Regions from separate parts of the Homo sapiens genome. Here region 2 is linked to region 1. Evidence: chromatin loops called from intact Hi-C (ENCODE). Cell type or tissue: mammary epithelial cell. All regions are shown on one strand. Links, peaks and the distances in the headings refer to the core of each region. The heading gives the core; the rest is flanking DNA. Region 1 has its middle 26 kb from the start of YTHDC1. Region 2 overlaps TMPRSS11A (transmembrane serine protease 11A).

What was found. A loop is a pair of places that touch in the nucleus more often than their neighbours do. Peaks named below come from ENCODE experiments on the same cell type or tissue, not always from the same donor. Only the 100,000 strongest peaks of a DNase experiment are listed, where the experiment ranks them.
Region 2: a loop joins it to region 1, with 3 times the contacts of the local background. A loop is called at or near these places in 2 of 110 quality-filtered maps.

What each region holds. Positions count from the first base shown.
Region 1 is chr4:68,370,930-68,380,256 of GRCh38, forward strand. It overlaps the pseudogene MT2P1. Among named protein-coding and RNA genes, the nearest start is that of YTHDC1, 26 kb to the left of the region's middle. In mammary epithelial cell, for the core only: CTCF peaks have their summits at 4,704 (motif pointing right) and 5,214 (motif pointing left); a DNase peak (open chromatin) is centred at 5,242; H3K4me3 peaks cover 244 bases; H3K27ac peaks cover 914 bases.
Region 2 is chr4:67,912,836-67,922,162 of GRCh38, forward strand. It overlaps TMPRSS11A (transmembrane serine protease 11A), which reads right to left. Exons shown (of 10, transcript NM_001114387.2): 8 at 6,138-6,397; 9 at 1,753-1,895. Among named protein-coding and RNA genes, the nearest start is that of TMPRSS11D, 33 kb to the left of the region's middle. In mammary epithelial cell, for the core only: a CTCF peak has its summit at 5,789; no DNase peak of the experiment used is centred there.

The DNA of each region.
Region 1 (9,327 bases), core at 535-8,534:
GAGAAGTGTTCTGACTGCTTGTATATGTCTTCTGAGGCGGAAATTGCTGTTAGTAACAACCATTTTAGTTTACATTTTCTAAATATTATTAAATCCCTGAGTAGTAGGTAATATTATTGCTATTCTGACATTTTCTTCTCATGGCTTAATTTAAAAGAATCAAAATTATACCCAGCTCAGAGAGGTAAATAACAAATGTTCTCAAGAAGCATCTAAGGCCAGGTGCAGTGGCTCACGCCTGTAATCCCAGCACTTTGGGAGGCCGAGGCAGGTGGATCACGAGGTCCGGAGTTCAAGACCAGCCTGAACAATACAGTGAAACCGCGTCTCTACTAAAAATACAAAAATTATCTGGGCGTGGTGGTGGGAGCCTATAATCCCAGCTACTAGGGAGGCTGAGGCAGGGAACTCCTTGAACCCTGGACGTGCAGGTTGCAGTGAGCTGAGATCGTGCCACTGCACTCCAGCCTGGACGACAGAGTGAGACTCCGTCTCAAAAAAAAAAAAAAAAGCATCTAAAACAGGGGTCCCCAACCCCCATGACACAGATTCTGGTCCATGGTCTTTAGGAACTGGGTTGCATAGTAGGAGGTGACCAGCAGGCAAGCAAGTGAGCATTACCACCTGAGCACCACCTCCTGTTGGATTAGTGGTGGCATTAGATTCTCATAGGATCGTGAACCCCATTGCAAATCGTGCATGTGAAGGAGCTACATTGTAAGCTCCTGATGAGAGTCTAACTAATGCCTGATGATCTGAGGTGGAATAGTTTCATCTGGAAACCATTCATCTCTCTTGTCCATGGAAAAATTGTTTTCCATTAAACTGGTCCCTGGTGCCAAAAAGGCTGGGGACTGCTGATCTAAAAGATGTCCTCATCATAATCACAGATAATGAATACAGAATACTCAGTATCGGAGGAAAGATAAAAAGTTCAGTTTGGGTCAATTTCTTCACTATTTACATACACTTAGGGCCTTAGACCCTTCCATGCTAAAATTTAAATGCATGCATTAGCTCATTTAATCTATAATAGCCCTATAAGTAAATTGCTATTATAATCCTTATTTATTTATTTATACATTTTTTTGAGATGGAGTCTCGCTCTGTTGCCCAGGCTGGAGTGCAGTGGCATAATCTTGGCTCACTGCAACCTTCACTTCCCAGGTTCAAGCGACTCTCCTGCCTCAGCACTCCCTGGGACTACAGGTGTGCACCACCACACCACACTAATTTTTAAAATATTTTTTAGTAGAGATGGGGTTTCACCATGTTGGCCAGGTTGGCCTTGAACTCCTGAACTCAGGTGATCAGCCCACCTTGACCTCCCAGAGTGCTGGGATTACAGGCGTGAGCCACTGCGCCTGGCCTATAATCTCATTTTAAAAGATGCCATTATAAAACATCTTTAAAAATGAAATTTATTCTCTGAAGTGTCAACATAATAAGAAAGAAAAAAAAGACACTTAGGTTAACTAAAGTAATAAAGGAACTCAAACTTGAACCAAGAGCTATGTGATCTTACATCTCACTTTAGTCTGCATATCAAACCGCCTCCTAGACACTTTGAGGCTCACGGGTCTGAAGTGGGTGTAGTGGCATCCTGGGAAGATTTAATAGGACAACAAAGGTAAGTCACACAATGAGCTCTAAATTCTAGTCTGTCCAAAGCATGCTCCTTTCTAAAATTATATTCTAAAATGTTAAGAAAAAATACAAAAAAGGGCATTTTCAGAAAATGTTTTATAGTCCTTCCTCTGAATGACTAACTTTACCTTTTTTCTACATTGCATATTCTTTATCCCAAACATATGCAGAACATGTTGATGTGTTCTCTGATTACAAAGTGTTTTCAAATGATAATGTAATGACTCAGTAGACTTGTGAAATGCAGGCAGAAAAAAATCATTTAAAACCAAAATTGACTGTGCTGCTTCTACCTGCTAAGGGAAGTGGTCTAATTCGCATCAGAGGGGTAAGAGGCAGAGTTCCCTTCCCCTTTTGTAAAAGAAAAATGGGGACAGCAAGCAAAAAATCACTCAATTGTTAGGAAAAAATATCTAAGCCACCCTCTCACCTTCCTTCTCTTTCCCAAGAATTGGTTGCACTACTGAAACCAGAGGAGTGCAGGAATTCCACTATTTTGTAAAATAAGTTTGAGCCAAATTTGCCTGAATTTCTAAGACAGGCTACTTTGGTTGATACACGGATTAAGCCTAAAAATAAAACCTTTTGAGATAAATTGGGTAGTACACCCACAGAATCGCGCCCGAGTCAAGGAGGGAAATCCTTTTGGTATTGTGTTTAAAAATCATTTTTAATTTTCCCTACAACGAAGCGAAACTCCTCACATGTGTTTAATTGTTCGCTCTGAAAGACTACACAGGCCGTTACGAAAATAGTTTTTGGCATGAGTAGTGATCTAGTTATAAATCAGTGAAAAATAAATTGTGTCCATAAAAAAGTTACAGAATTTACCCCTGTGCCATTAAATATTAGTTAACAACCTTGATTTTTAAATTGATGTGCCATATTCTACCATATCGATACTGTATTTGATATGGTTCAGTTGCAGACTGCTCTTCCAGAATAAATAGGCAGAAAGGAATTTATCACTGGCTGCAAACCATTAGATGGCTTACAAACTGTTTGGAATTGTAGGGGCAGGCGCTGTGTGAGCGTTTAGGAACAACTTCCATTCTCCAGAAATGGCATGGGTAGTCCTGCGATCCAAAGGCAGCAGTGTCAGGTGGAAGCGCTAGAAGCCCGAGGCTGCCATTGGCAGAACAAAGCAGTCTCGGCCTGGCTTGGCAGCATCCAAAAGGACCGCAGCCGCCCTGCCGCTGCACACGGTGCATCTGATTGGCGGAACCCAAACCCTTCCGCAGCCCTCCCTGCGAAGATATCTGGGAAACGTAGTTTTTACCTTCTAACCTCTAAGGCACGGAAAGCTTATTCGATGTTGATTGTAATGGAAATAGAACTATGTATTAGGATTTGTTTAACCATCCCTTGAGTTTTAAATTTTTTGGTTGTTACGTAATTTTCTCTGTAATAAATAAATAAAATTCCCTAAACAATATGAATACTTTTCAAATTTTTGATAATGATTGCAAAATTGCTCTCTTGAAAAGTTATGCCAGTTTATACTCCTTCCAGCAATCTTTGTTCCATATTGTCAGTCATGATTAATACATTTGTCAATGCTTTTGAAAAGGAAAGTGACATATTATTTAAAAACTATGAATTTCTTTGGCTAGTTTGAAGATTTTAATTCTCACCACAAGTGAATTACGATTAGATTTTTTTTTTTTTTTTTGAGATGGAGTCTCACTCTATCACCCAGGCTGGAGTGCAGTGGCCAATCTCTGCTCACCAGCAACCTCCGCCTCCCGGGTTCAAGAGATTCTCGTGCCTCAGCCTCCAGAGTAGCTGGGATTTGAGGCATACGCCACCACACTAGGCTAATTTTTGTATTTTTAGTAGAGATGGGGTTTTTGTCCTATTGGCCAGGCTGGTCTCGAACTCCCGACCTCAGGTGATTCTCTGGCCTCGGCCTCCCAAATTGCTGGGATTATAGGGGTTAGCCCTCGCGCACGGCCGCAATTAAGTCTTTAGACGATCTGTTTCCCCAGTATTTCCCAGCAATGTATTTATGAATCATCTCGCATCTCGCATGGTGAGAAACTTAACATGAACGTTCAACCATGTAAAATTATTACCAGTGAAATAAATAACTTAATGTCTAGTGACCTCTTACTGTAGCTCTGTATTGGTAGATAGACACTTCTTTTTTGATCTTTCAAGTATATAGTAAAAAAAATGTTCCTTTTACAGTTTTCAATTTTTTTTTTTTTTTTTTTTTTTGAGATGGAGTCTCGATCTGTCTCCCAGGCTGGAGCGCAGTGGCCTGATCTCGGCTCACTGCAACATCCGCCTCCCCGGTTGAAGCGATTCTCCTGCCTCGGCTTCCCAAGGAGCTGGGATTACAGGCATGCATCACCACGCCTGGCTAATTTTTGTATTTTCTTTAAATTAGAGACAGGGTTTCACCATGTTGGCCAGGCTATTCTCGAACTCCTGACCTCAAGTGATCTGCCCGCCTCAGACTCCCAGAGTGCTGGGATTACAGGTGTGAGCCACCGCGCCTGGCTAATTTTTCATGTTTTTAGTAGAGACGGGGTTTCTCCATGTTGGCCAAGCTGGTCTCAAACTACTGACCTCAAGTGATCCACCCGCCTTGGCCTCCCAAAGTGCTGGGATTACAGGCGTAAGCCATCGCGCCCTGCCTTGTTTTCAAAATTAAACTTAGTTGAAGCCTGTAAGACTTAAAATGAAAGCAAGATTATGTGACTTGATTATGATGCAGCCAAATGAATTTAGATGCAAATGCTAGACTTGAAATGTAAGTGTACGAATATACAGCAGTATAATTTTATGAGGTCTGGGGGTTACTTGTGCATGAGCCCAGGATTTAGATATCTGGCTACTCACAGTAAGATCCATGGAAGGAAATAAATTCTATAAGGAAGCACTGTATAACTCAAAGAAACTAGAGAGGCCCAAATGTCCAAAGCTGCCATTTCGCTTGCTGGAATTTGCTGGTGGAATAACTACCCTTCCCCGAATTAATGAGGCTAAATGAATTCCTGGGGAACCCTCAGGCTGTCAGTGTAACACCTCCCACATCTTTTTTCTCCAGCAGGTGGCATGTACAGCACCATCCTGAAATGGTGATAACTTTATTATTATTATTGTCACTATTCATGGGGCTAACCATCTTCCCTTTTCTTCCCAAATAAGTACATGGAGTTTTAGCATAGGTATTAAAGAAGGCTCGTCAGCATGATGGCTTAAGTCTGTAATCCCAGCTACTGGGGAGGCTGAGGTGGGAACCGAGGAGTTCAAGGCTACAGTGAGCTATGATCATGCCACTGCACTATAGCCTGAGTGACAGAAGGAGACCCCGTCTGTAAAAACAATTTAAAGAGAGAAAGAGAAAGATAGAGAGAGAGAGAATTCTTGTTTCAATGACCTAGAGGAAAAAAGATGTTATAAGTTCGCTTTTGAAACTGGAACATTAATTTTTCACCATATTAAGACAAGACCCTGTATATACACGTTAAACTTAAACAGCTATCTTTTAGGCTGTTGAATGCAAGAAGGTAAGTTTAAGTACCATCTAGTGGTAGGCATCACCCTCCACCTAGTGGCATCCCTCTCCATCTAGTGGCAAGATAGGCGAATTGAAAGCAAGTGCCAAAGAAGAAATAGTCTGATACTGAAATGTTGAACAAAAGTTTAAAAAGACAACAGTATTGACCACGCCTCCTCCAAGTCCCAGCGAGCCCGTGTACAACCTGTCCCGACTCCAGCCGCCTCTTCAGCTCGCCATGGATCCCAACTGCTCCTGTGCCGCCAGTGACTCCTGCACCTGCGCCGGCTCCTGCAAGTGCAAAGAGTGCAAATGCACCTCCTGCAAGAAAAGCTGCTGCTCCTGCTGTCCTGTGGGCTGTGCCAAGTGTGCCCAGGGCTGCATCTGCAAAGGGGCGTCGGACAAGTGCAGCTGCTGTGCCTGATGCTGGGACAGCCCTGCCCCCAGATGTAAATAACGCGACCTCTACAAACCTGGATTTTTTATGTACAACCCTGACCCTGACGTTTGCTACATTCCTTTTTCTATGAAATAATGTGAATGATAATAAAACAGCTTTGACTTGAAAAAAAAAAAAAAAAGAGAATAGTATTAAAGTACCAGATAAACTTTACCACTGTTTTATTAAATTTTAATATAAATAAACTATGTAAAATAATTCATGATTGTAGCAGGTTATCTAATTTGGAAATAAAAAGAATACTCTTGCTGGATGGTAAACAGACTATTCCTAGCATGAGGTCTTTTCTTGGAATTATTTTATCTTAGTCCTTACCTAGAAGGACTTAGGAAGTGACAAACAGTGCTAAAAACCTGAGAGAAAAGTTAAGACATAGTGACAGAATTTTGCAGGACAAAAGAGTGATATTAGTACAGTCTTTCTTATGTTAAACCTTTTATGATCTTGAAAATCTTATCTTTAAATCTTAAGAAGCTGTTGGATTATACTTTAATCATTGCAGGGAAAAGATTTAGAAATTATGTTGTCAACCAGTTTAGATCAAATTGACATCAGAATTGGGTCTTTAGGAGGAGATTTTTGGTACAATAACTTTGTAATCTGAGGATACTAATCAGGGTATAATAGTACACTTAATTAGTATGATTAGCTGATAGTCTCAAGTTAGGACGACAGTCATTGAGCCCATATCAGGTAGTTAACAGTGAGCATCTATCTGTTCTAATATGTTCAGCATTCTGTTAGGATTAGTTGGTGTCCATGCTGTCCTTGTTATTAAATCATCTGAATATCATCCAAGACCATAAGGGACTGTATGTTCACAGGAAAAAAATAACAAAATCACAAAATGTGAAGAATGTATGTATTATGAAAAGAAGGTAGGCAAACAGATATCTTTAAAAGAGGAAGCTAAAAAAATAAAAATAAAAGAGGAAGCCAAATGAATGGATCAGATAGAAAAAAATGTTCAAAAGTGTAATAATTGTTTTAAAAGGACTAAAAATATTTTTAGAGACCCAAAGGAGGAAATTAGAAACATGAATCAGAAAAATCAGTTATGAAGGACCAACTGGAGATATTCAGTATGAAAAACCTAATAACTGAAATAACTCAGTAAGTATGGTATTAGATAAACCTTATAGATGTTTTTTAGATACTGCTTTTCAGAGTGAACACACTTGAAATACAAATTAGTGAGCTGAAAGATCAGGTCAATCAACTCTTCTAGAAGGACTCAGGAAGGACAAAGCAGTGCTAAAAAACTGAGAGAAAAGGTAAGATACAGTGACAGAATTTTGCAGGACGAAAGAGTGATATTAGTACAGTCTTTCTTCAGTATCTTCAAGGATTGGTTCAAGGACCCACTGCCTTCATAGTAAAATCCAGGAATGCTCAATTCCCTTATATAAAATGGCCTGTTTGCTCATAATCTACATACATCCTCCTGTATACATTCAATTATCTCTATATTACATATGATACCTAATACAATAGGAATGCTATGTAAATAGTTGTTATGCTGCTTTGGTTTTTATTTGTATTTTTTTAATTGTTAATTTGGTTTTTTCTTGAATATTTTCGGTCCCAGGTTGTTTGAATCTGTAAATGCAGAACCTGAAGATACATAGGGCTGAGTGTATTTGATAGAAAGAGGACAGAGAAATTGTTGAAATAAGAGAAATTTGAAGCTAGGATGCTATATCCAATTAATTCAATGTAAGGCTGAAATAAGTTATTGTAAGGTACACAAGGCCTCAGAAGGCTGACAAAAATTCTGTTTGAAAACACTTTGGGAGGATGTGCTCAAGTAAGACAAGGAATCAATCCAGAAGTTAACCAAGAGATGTGAAAAGTGTGGAACAAGTGAAGCTTTGTAACGTGTTTAGATGAAAAACTGCCAGAGGCATCTTTAATATAAACAGCTTCAGGAAGAGAGACACACTGTATTGCTTTCTTTATCCCAGAGATTTTGGAGCGTATACATAGGTGTCATGCATGTCGTATGTATATGTGCGTATTTGTTGGAGGAACAAAGCCCAACCCCCACCCCCGACAAAATCCCATGAGTTTATTTACACATTGTACATGAGAATTTGCGCTATTTCCTATCTTCAGACGTGATATTTAAAATATATAACAATTAGTACAACATAGGGCACTGACCAATCAGAACAGACACCAGCCAAACTGCTAGAGCAGCTTCCTGGATGCTGTGCCCTTCATGTCCGGATTATGAGTACACCTCTGGTGGGCTGGGGCAGAGGCATGGGGCAGGGTCTCAAAGTGGCTTCTATTTACCATGTATATAGGATTGTTTCAATATTTTAACAACTTGTATGGTCATGTATACTGACTGAATAGCAACTCTGCTATGAGACATAAGACATGTTTGATGACTTCATGCAATTTTCTGAAACATGCTCTTTTTTTTTTTAAAATAAACCTTGGGCAGATGTTATGTTAAGACAGTCTCTGTAGTAAAATAATTTGCCATATTGGAGAGGCTTATCATCTTTACAATGAAAGTCAGAAAATATAAGTAAAACATATTAAGTTGTACTAAAGCAGAGAGAATAATCAAATATAATCTTACTCAAGATATTTTCATGACAACTCAGCTTGCAAGATGTTTTCCTAGGCTTACTGGGTCATAAATATTCGGTATCATTTTTTTTCCTATATTTTAAAGAAAAGGAATTTGGAACATGTAAACTATAAATCTAAGTTTTAAAAAATCTAAACAACAGTTTCCTCTCATTGCAGACCTCATTCAAATTGCAGGCTGGAGCCATGCCCAATATGCCTCTTCAGAGCCACAACTACCCACAGGTAGGTGGGCACTTGGTGAGTGAGGATAAAAAGTTTGTTGTTATAAGTCATTGAGTTGTGCAGTTGTTTGTTACACAGCAAATGACATTCCTTTTTTACTTATTCATCATTCATTCAACGTATTCTAAACATATAACTATGAACTATAAAAACTCAAAACTGGCTTTTCTTTTAAAAGATTGACTAGACAAATTTATGTTAAAACTAATCAGGAAAGGAATGGAGATGCAAATAAACAACAGCACCTATGAAGTTTGCATTCTACTATTGAAACAGAAAATACACAAATAAACTGGGAATCCCAAATGGTTCATAAGCAAACGAAGAGTGACTTACCCTTACTCTGTAATCAGAGAACTGCAAATTAAAACAATTGGAAAGTCTGACAATATCATGCAGTGATGAGGATGTTGGGAAATAAGAGACCTCCCATTCAACTTAAGGGAAAGTAAGCTGTTGCAACCATTCCAGGGAGCAACCTGAAAGTACTTGGTAAATTAACTATCTTTATACTTTCTCAATGATGTAGCAATTACACTTCTAGGTCTCTTGCACATGTCCCTAGGAATATTTTTCACAGCAATGTTTGTGGTAGTAAGAATGGAGAAAGTCTAGATGTCCATTGACAGAGGAATGGGAAATAAAATAAGGGATAGACACATAATAAAGTTATATTCAGCACTCAGAAATAATGTTCTAGATTAATATTTATCTGGATGGCTCTTAAAATATCATGACAAATTGGGGAATAAACAATATGAGATTTATAAAAGAATAACTTTCAAGGATATTACATGCATATGCCCAGAAACACCAAATTCATCTTTAAAGATACACATATATCTAAATGAATATAGCAATGATATACTGGTAGGGTATAAAT
Region 2 (9,327 bases), core at 869-8,868, 460 kb before region 1:
GATGCATGTAAGCTTCAGAACTAGGAGCATTCTTTATTTTTTTTTATATTGTACACTCGCGTTTTATGTTTTCAGAGCTCCTATTCATTTGGTGTTGGATCTCCTGAGCTTATCCTCTAGTTTTCTTAATTTTTCTGATTATTTTTCTCCTCTGTGTCTTTTTTGTTGTTGTTGTTCTTTCTGAGAGATTTCCTTGATTTTATCTTCCAATCCTTCCACTGGATTTTAAAAATTATGATTATATTATTGCTACATTTCCAGAGGTGATTCTTACTGTTTGGTTCTAGGGTATGGAGCTAGAAACCAGATTGGAAGCTCTGTGCTTTTGTGCTGGGTGGTGCTATGGTTTGAATGTGAGCCCAAGAGTTCATAGGTTGGGGAAACTTAATCTCCAATACAATAGTGTTGAGAGATGGGACTTAAGAAGAGGTGATTAGGTCATGAGGGCTCTGGAGAGAAAGACTTATGGAGAAAGACGAGGTGTTGGTGGTGCTTGCACTTCTGTTGTATCAGACTAGGCCCCTCACCATGTGCCCCAATTACAATCACTGTATTCCTGTCTTGGATCCTTGTACCTGAACCGCTGCCCTGATAACTTACTGTATTTTTCTATGACTAAAGCCTTGTTTTATCACTTACTTTGCACAGTTAGGCAGCAAGTTTACCTCTGCTCCCCAATCCAGTGAAGCATCTCTATGACCACCAATCCCTCCTAAGGCTTTTCAGTAATGTCATGGTTCACCTGAATTCCCCGGTCCTGTCTGCTCCAAGACTCCTGCACCTTCCACCTGTTCCCCGTGGTATGGACCTTTTGTTGGAATCCCTAAATTCTGCCTGCCTCCCTCCACATTATTAGCAACCGAGGCTGGCTGTGGACCAGATCCTGCTTTTGCCCAGCCTCTATGTCACATAGGTCCCTGCTCCTTTTCTGATAGAGGTCGCACATGTGGTACAGTTTGTGGGACTCTGGACAGGACTTTCTGCCACCTGATATCAATACCATTCCATCATTTCCACATAGAGTGGCCTCCTTAGAGTTCTAAAGTATCTCATGTTAAAAAGCAAGTGTCTCCAGGAAGAAACGTACCTTCGCTGGAAAACATCCATGTTAGAAGGCAGATGAGGGCACTGGGGAGGGCCCATGGAATCACAACATGGCCTAATCCACCTTCTCATGGTTATCTACTTGTTTCTCTTCTCATCCTCCTCATGCTGAGACCCAACCAATTACTTGGAGTTCCCTCAGATATGAATTGTAATTTCACACCTTCATAATTTTGGCTATGCTTTTTGTCTTTTCTATAACATTATTTTCTTATTCTGAAATTGGATGTTATTTATTCTTCAGGCCTTATTTACGTCTCATCTCTCTGATACTTGTTCCAAAAATGTTTCCTTCAAGAAAAATATTTGCTTTTCATTATATTATTCATAACATCACTTTATACTTCTCTGTTTATGATTATTTTCTTTCTTGAATGTGAGCCGCTTGAGAAAATAAACTGCTTTATTAATCTTTGGATTTCTGGTTAAGAAATTCTAATTTTGTTTGTTTGATAGCATCAGAGAAACTCTTACTTCATTTATCTTAATAAAACATTTAAAAGTATTTTGTGCTGTGAAATTTGCATTTGTAACTTTTTTGAGCTGACATGATATCTATGTTTTGTCCTTATGTAAAGAACATATAATATATTCTGAGCCAGATACAAATTTTTGAGTTAGTAATATAAAAAAATCCCTCCAACTTACCCTGCAGGCATCATAAATTCCTTCCATATATCCGGCACAGAACATTCCAGGTTTTATATCATTGCCATACACCTGTGGTTGCTTGCAGACATCATCACTTATGATTTTCACTCTGGCTTCTCGGAGATCATTTTGGGATTCCCCTTAAGGAAAAATAGAGTTATTCTAGTATTTACAATCAGCATCTTTGGCTAGAGTGAAGTGAGCAGACTTTCCTAATATTTTTTTCATGGTAAAATTGTCAATACAGAATGAAGTTAATATAAGCAGTTTCTAGAAAAAAGAATTTCTGGTTAAATCTGGCACATCTAACGATAATTATTGTCCAATCACATTTTTATAAAAACTTCTCAAAGCAAGAAAGCCATTTGGATTCTTTTTCCTGGAAAATCTAACCTTAAAAATAATCAGCTTATATATTTCAGGAAGGCCTTTTATCTTTTGTAAAGCTTTTATTTGTGGGTTCCAGATTGTTCCCAGAAACTCTGCATGCCTAGATGGTTTTCTCCATTGGCTTGATAAAATGCCTATAATACTATGTACATTTATTTTATTATTTAAAGTTTATGATGAGCTTTCACATATATAAGATATATGTGAAATATACATATATTATACATCATATATATATAAATGCATTAAACGGCAATGATTTCACTTCCAATGTATTACAAGTTGGTGGCTGCAGACTGTAAGCTAGGTTCTGAGTTTTAGAAACCATTATTATGGCAGGCTACGTAGAAAACTAAGAATAGCACAAGCATTCAGGGATTCTTTATACCAAACCATATATTGATTGGGAAACCATGACCCCATGGTTGGCAGAATTCTAGGATAGTCCCCAAGATTCCTGTGTGATTCCCCTCCTCCCAAATATGGGCAGGATCTGTGAATATGAGGGATGCCATTCTCATGATTAGGTTATGTTATATGGCCAAGATGAGGGAATTTTACAGATGCGATTAAGACCTCTAATGAGTTTGACTTTGAATTCATCAAAAGGAGATTATCAAAGGTGGGCCTGACCTAATCAGCTGAGCCATTTCAAAAAGGGCGAGCCTTGCTGGAGTTGAGACACTTTCCTAAAGAGTTAAAGCAGCAAGCTGGCATGCATTCTACAGCTGCGAGTAAAGGAATTCTGCCAGCAAACCTTGAGGAGACCTTCAAAGGAGCCACAGATGTGGCCACAACCCCAGCTGACACCTTGATTACAGTTTGGTGAGACCCTGAGAAGAGGACTCAACTAAGCTGTGTCTGAACGTCTGACTCATGAAAACAGTGAGATAAAAATAAATGAGTGCTGTTTTAACTGTTTGTGATTATTTGTTACACATTTATAAAAAACTAATACAAGAATACGATATATCATCAGCTATAGTCACCATGATGGATGAGAGATCTCTTGAACTTTTTCTTCCTAACTGCAAATATGAATTTGTTGACCAGCATCTCCCTAACTCCTTCCCCTGTAAAGACCCCCAGCTTCTGGTTGCCTACTGTTGATATATCGTATTCTTGAGAAACGCTACAAGAGTAGATATTAAGTGTTCTTGCCACAAAAATGATAATTATGTAAAATAAGACGCTTCTTAGTTAACTAGATTTAACACTCACAGTGTACATATACTATACTTCAACACATTATGTTGCACATGGTAAGTACATGCAATTTTATACATCAATTAAAAAAAAAACTAAGTACATTTGAAAAAACCCTAATACACCAGTTTCTTTAGAAGACGATTTCCAAGATTTATTTCTGAAGAAATGTTTGTAAACACATATTTAAAAGTGCTCGGAAGATTTAAGTGTGTAACTCAGAAATATGCTAAGAGATTTTTCAAATTATTCTGTTATTTGAATACAATTGGTTTATATATATTATACACACACACACACACACACACACACACACATTTATATTGCCTACTATATCATCAATTAAAAACATTCATGGCCTGGCGCGCGGTGGCTCACGCCTGTAATCCCAGCACTTTGGGAGGCCGAGGCAGGTGGATCACGAGGTCAGGAGATCAAAACCATCCTGGCTAACACGGTGAAACCCCTTCTTTACTAAAACTACAAAACAATTAGCCGGGCATGGTGGTGGGCGCCTGCAGTCCCAGCTACTCGGGAGGCTGAGGCAGGAGAATGGCGTGAACCCGGGAGGCGGAGTTTGCAGTGAGCCGAGATCACGCCACTGCACTCCAGCCTGGGAGACAGAGCGAGACTCTGTTTCAAAATAAAAATAAAAATAAAAATAAAAATAAAATAATGGTGAGAAGAGTAAGGTGAAACTGACAATCTAAGTATTGTAAGTAGGTGACAGTGCAAATCCACAACTTCTTCAGCAAACTAAACTGGTTGGTAAAATGTATTCCAAGTCATGAAAAGCATAGCCCATAAATTCTGGACATCCCTGAGCTATATCTCATCTTCTGTAAAAATGCTTAATGACATTTCTAGCAAAATATTGATTTTATCAAATAATCAGCTTTTTATTTATCAATTTTCTATAGTTTATTTTTAATTTTATTCATTTCTATTCTTATTCTTATTATTTCCTTCCTTATGTTTGTTTTAGGTTTATTTTTTATTTTTCTAGTTTCTTGAAGTGAGAACTTAATTATTGATTTGATATCTTTCCTTATAATATGCATTTTCTATAAATTTCCCTTTCTACACTATTTTAGCAGCATCTGGCATATATTTATATATTTTTGTTTTCATTTAGTTCTATTTGTTTTTACAAATTTCTTCGAGATATTCTCTTTATTTACATATGTTTTTTAATTGGTAAGCATTTGGGGATTTTTATGTTATCTTTCTGTTACTGATGTCTAGTTAGATTCCATTATGATCAGAGAATATACTTTGTACAATTTCAATTTTAAAAAACTTCTTAAGGTTTGCTTTACAGACTTGAATATAGCCTCTCTTGGTGAGTAACGAATGGCTGCTTTTAATCTATTAATGTACTTAACAGATTAAGAATGATAGGTTAATTTAATCTATTTAATAGATTAAAAGCACCTGTGGGTCACTCACCAAGAGAGGCCGTGTTCAAGTAGGGTGGAGTGCTCTATAAGTGTCAGATTCTGTTGCCACTCACAGCGCATTATGACAGGTATGTTTCTGTGCCAGTCTCAAACTCCTGAAAGTGATTTTTCCCACCAAGCCAAAGGGGATTTGTGATGTCTTTCCCACCACTATGAAGCAGAGAATGCAAGCCCTATCTTCAGAGAAAATCCATCCAAGAGAGTGCAGACCTAGGGAGGTGTCAGGCTTACAGCAGCACTAGATCTACTAGAATTAATAAACCATAGGTAATATTTTCTGTGATTGGTAATACAACCTTAAAGAAAGCAATGCATGTCTCACTCTGTATAAGATAAAACAAAACCACATGGGACATCTGGAAAAAATCTAGAGACCCTAAAACCGATTCCTGCCTATGTGAGTGAAAGGTTATTCCTAGTTCCTTAATGGTAGACTGAGAATCAAAAGCTTATTCTTTATAATTTCTTGTATGTAAATAAATTGTATAGAATCCTGCAAATAGATTTAGTCATTCTCAGAAAGCCCTTTTGCATTTTCTCAAGCCCAGTGTTAAAGAAACTCTCTAGCTTTTGTTATACATATGTACCTGGACCACATGGTAGAATCCAGAGCGTGTCTCACTAAGATTGCCTAGAACATTCAGTAACTAAATCATCATTATTTCTTACAAGACTAAGTTAGTATATCAAGTTGAATACTTTTAGAGGGGACAAATAGTTTGACAATTTATCTCTACACTATTCTTATTCACCATCACACTTAAATTAGCTTCTTCAGTACTGAAGCAAATTTTGCTACATAGGCATAAAGAATATTTGAGTTAGCCACTCAATCTGAGTCCTCCTAGACACAGCTGGAACAATAGAAATTAATGTGAATTCTGGCAAAGAAAAGAAATAAATATTCCTTTCTATGTATTTTTTCTTTGTTGAGGATGATGTGTTGAGGTGTTGTTAGCCACCTCTGACACTAGGTGAAGCTAGCATCCCTCTGAATGAAGACAATATAGAGAAAAGAAGGGGCAAAAAATTCAAATTCAGAGACACAGAGCCAGATGACATCATATAAACCCCTGTGTCTGAAGTGAAACTTACTACACTTTTTTGACTTCCAAATTACATGAGCCAAATTTGTGGAAGTTTTTGTTTCTTTGTTTTTTATTCTGCACTGGTTAATGTGAATTGAATTTCTGTCACACAAAGTAAGAACCCTAACTAATCCAACCAGACTGTGTGGAAATGGCTGTCAGGATAATATTGATGGAGATGAAATCACATTGCCTTAGACAGGGCTTAGCGCTCTGTTAGCTATCCTGAGATACCCACCACCATAGTAAAGTGCTCCAAATCCTGTGATGTGGACAGTCAAATTTGGTTGGAAGGATGCAGAGGCTTCTGGCAAACAAATCTGGCGTATGTCATCCGAAAAGGTGACTCTGGAAGAGACCTGCACAACAGCAATGTCGTACTCTCTTGCTGCAGAGCGGTACTTCTCATGGATAATAAATCTTCTGACATTTCTTTTCATTAAGGGAGGGTTGATTTTTGTTCCAAAACTAACAGTCCATTGATGTGGATTTTTATACCTGGAAAAGGTTAGAAATTAACAGAATATATATAAGCTGCCCAAAGTATATGAGCTAGATTAATTGCATTTAGGCTAATATAAGAGAAATACAATCCTGAGAATACTTGGCTGCAGTTATAGTTTTCTTTTATCATTTAAATATAATCTATTGCTAATGTTTTGAAAGATAAAATCATATAAATGCCATATTAGAACTGATATTTAATACAAAACTATTGAATTTTAGAACTGTAATACACATAAAATATCATTCATTTATCCCTTCCACAAATATTTACTGAGCATCTGTGTGCTGAGCCTTATCTGAACTGCTGGGGATAAAGTGATGAACAGGACCTAAGGTGCCTGCTCACAGGAGTATAAGATTCCAGAGAAGGAAAAGGATCAAAGCAAGCAAACAAATAGATAAATAATCTTAAACATTGATAAAGGCTATGAACAAAATAAAATAGGGTAACGGAATAGAGTACTAACAGGTCATTATGATTATTTTGATAACGCATTTGGGCTAAGACATAGTAAAAGAGGGTCAGTGTGAGGAGATGAGGGAAACAAGTTTCCAGGCAAAAATCCCAAGGTCTTGGGTTGGATGGGCTGCAGTCAGAACACAAGGGAAAGAATGGTTGGGGGTGAGCTTGGAGAGGTAAGCAGGGACTAGATTTTAGAGTGTTTTATAGGTCATGATAAAGTGCTTAAATTTTATTGAAGTGATATGGGAATCTACTGGATAATTAAGCCAGAGAATAATGTAGTCTCATTTACATTTTTAAAAAACATGTTGGTTCTTTCTGGGGAGTAGATTCTTGAAGGTCAAGAATGGATGTGGTAAAGTCTATTAGATGACTGCATAGTCCTTTGAGAGATGATCAAATGTGGTAAATGCGGTTGACTTCTAGCTTGTGGGCTTGGGCAATGGGTGGATTATGGTACATACAGGAATCGGAAAAATCATTTAGTAGCAATGAAAGATCATCTAGTAAAGACTGTGTTTTATACTTAAGGAAAATAAAGCCTGGATAGGTTAAACTATTTGATTCACATCACATATCTGCCTGCCTCTCTCTGCTCTTCCCTTTATAAAACACTGTCTCCCACCAATTTACATTATTTGTATTTTTCAGAAGACTTCCTGCTTTATTTTGTTATGTGTGACACTAGTCACACATCTGTCTTGGTGTATTTAGTTATTGGAAGCATATTTTAAGGAAGACACTGACAAAGTCTCGAATGTTCAGAGAATAAGAACCAATGTGGTAGGGCATCTGGAAGTTGGTTCTGGAAAAATGAGGTAATTATATATATATATATATATATATTTTTTTTTATATATACACACACACATATATGCATATATATACACACATATATATGTATGCATATATATGTGTGTGCATATATATACTTTTTTCAAAGTTCAGGGTTACATGTGCAGGTTTGTTACACAGGTAAACTTGTGTCATGGGGTTTTGTTGTACATATTATTTCATCACCCAGGTATTAAGCCTAGTACCCATTAGTTATTTTTCCTGATCCTCTCCCTCTAGCACTCTTCGGTATAGCAAAGACATAGAATCAACCTAAATGCCCATTAGTGATAGACTGGATAAAGAAAATGTGGTATACATACACCATGGAATGCTATGCAGCCATAAAAAGAACAAAATCATGCCCTTTGCAGGGACATGGATAGGGCTGGAGGTCATTATCCTTAGCAAACTAAAGCTCACAGTAATGATATTTATTTTCACTTATGGTTTGGATATTCTCCCTCATTTTATGTTTGGTCTGAAAAAGAGAAACTAAAGAATAGCTGTTATATGAATGAAGAAATAAAATTGGTTCCTGTTGTTCCAGATTAAAAGAAAAACAAATATTGATGGTAGAAGTTAATAGAGTATAGATTTGGTGTTCAATGCTATAAAGATATTTGCAAAAATAGAACTATCTACCACAAAAATGGCTAACTTTGGCAAAGTAAGTTTCCCATTACTTTGAAAAACCAGACACCAGCATAAGGGATTTCTGGCTTTCTAATATATCAGCTTACTGAGCTCTCACATCTTTCAAACATTAAGAATTTATGTAGATTATTTTTAAAAATATATTACTATTTTTTTAAGATGGGGTCTTGCATTGTCACTCAGGCTGGAGTGCAGTGGTGCAATCATAGCTTGCAGGAGCCTCAAACTCCTGGGCTTAAGGGATCCTCCTGCGTTAGCCTCCCAAGTAGCTGGGATGATAGGTAGGCACCACCATGCCCAATGGGGTTTCACTATCTTGCCCAAGCTGGTCTTGAACTCCTGAGCTCAAGTGGTCCTCTTGCCTCGGCCTCCCAAAATGCTGGGATTACAGGCATGAGCCACCATGCCAAGCCTAGATTCTTAATATGTATATTCTTTGGAATATTAAGAGTCTCTATAAAGATTTATGCTCCTAGGCAAATGAAATTTATTATAGTAACAAAAGTTAGAATTTTATAGGTCAAAAAGAATGTGAAAAGATCTAGCCTATCTATTACCTAATACACTAAGGTTCAATAATTTGCCCAGCTCTCCAACTGCCTGGGACATATTTTTCCCACTAAATCCTGCTGCCACCTATTATATAGAGATACTCAAGAAGTCTTTGTTATTACTGTAATAATTGGCAATGAAGAAGAAAGGCGATACAGTTAATCTACTTAGAAACAAATCTAAAATTCTAAATGTAATAGTGATAAAAATGACTGGTTATTATCTTGAAAAGTAAGATTAAAAGTTATAAAAAGTCATTTAATCATATATTTAATAAAATGTATGCATTCAGAAACAATTATAGGATAGCACAATTTGCTATTCTTCACTTCAGCTTTGTCTTTTGTGTCACTATTGTGAAGAGATGCTCTATTATGGGAAGGTCACATTGAGTGGCCCAAGGGCCTCTATGAAT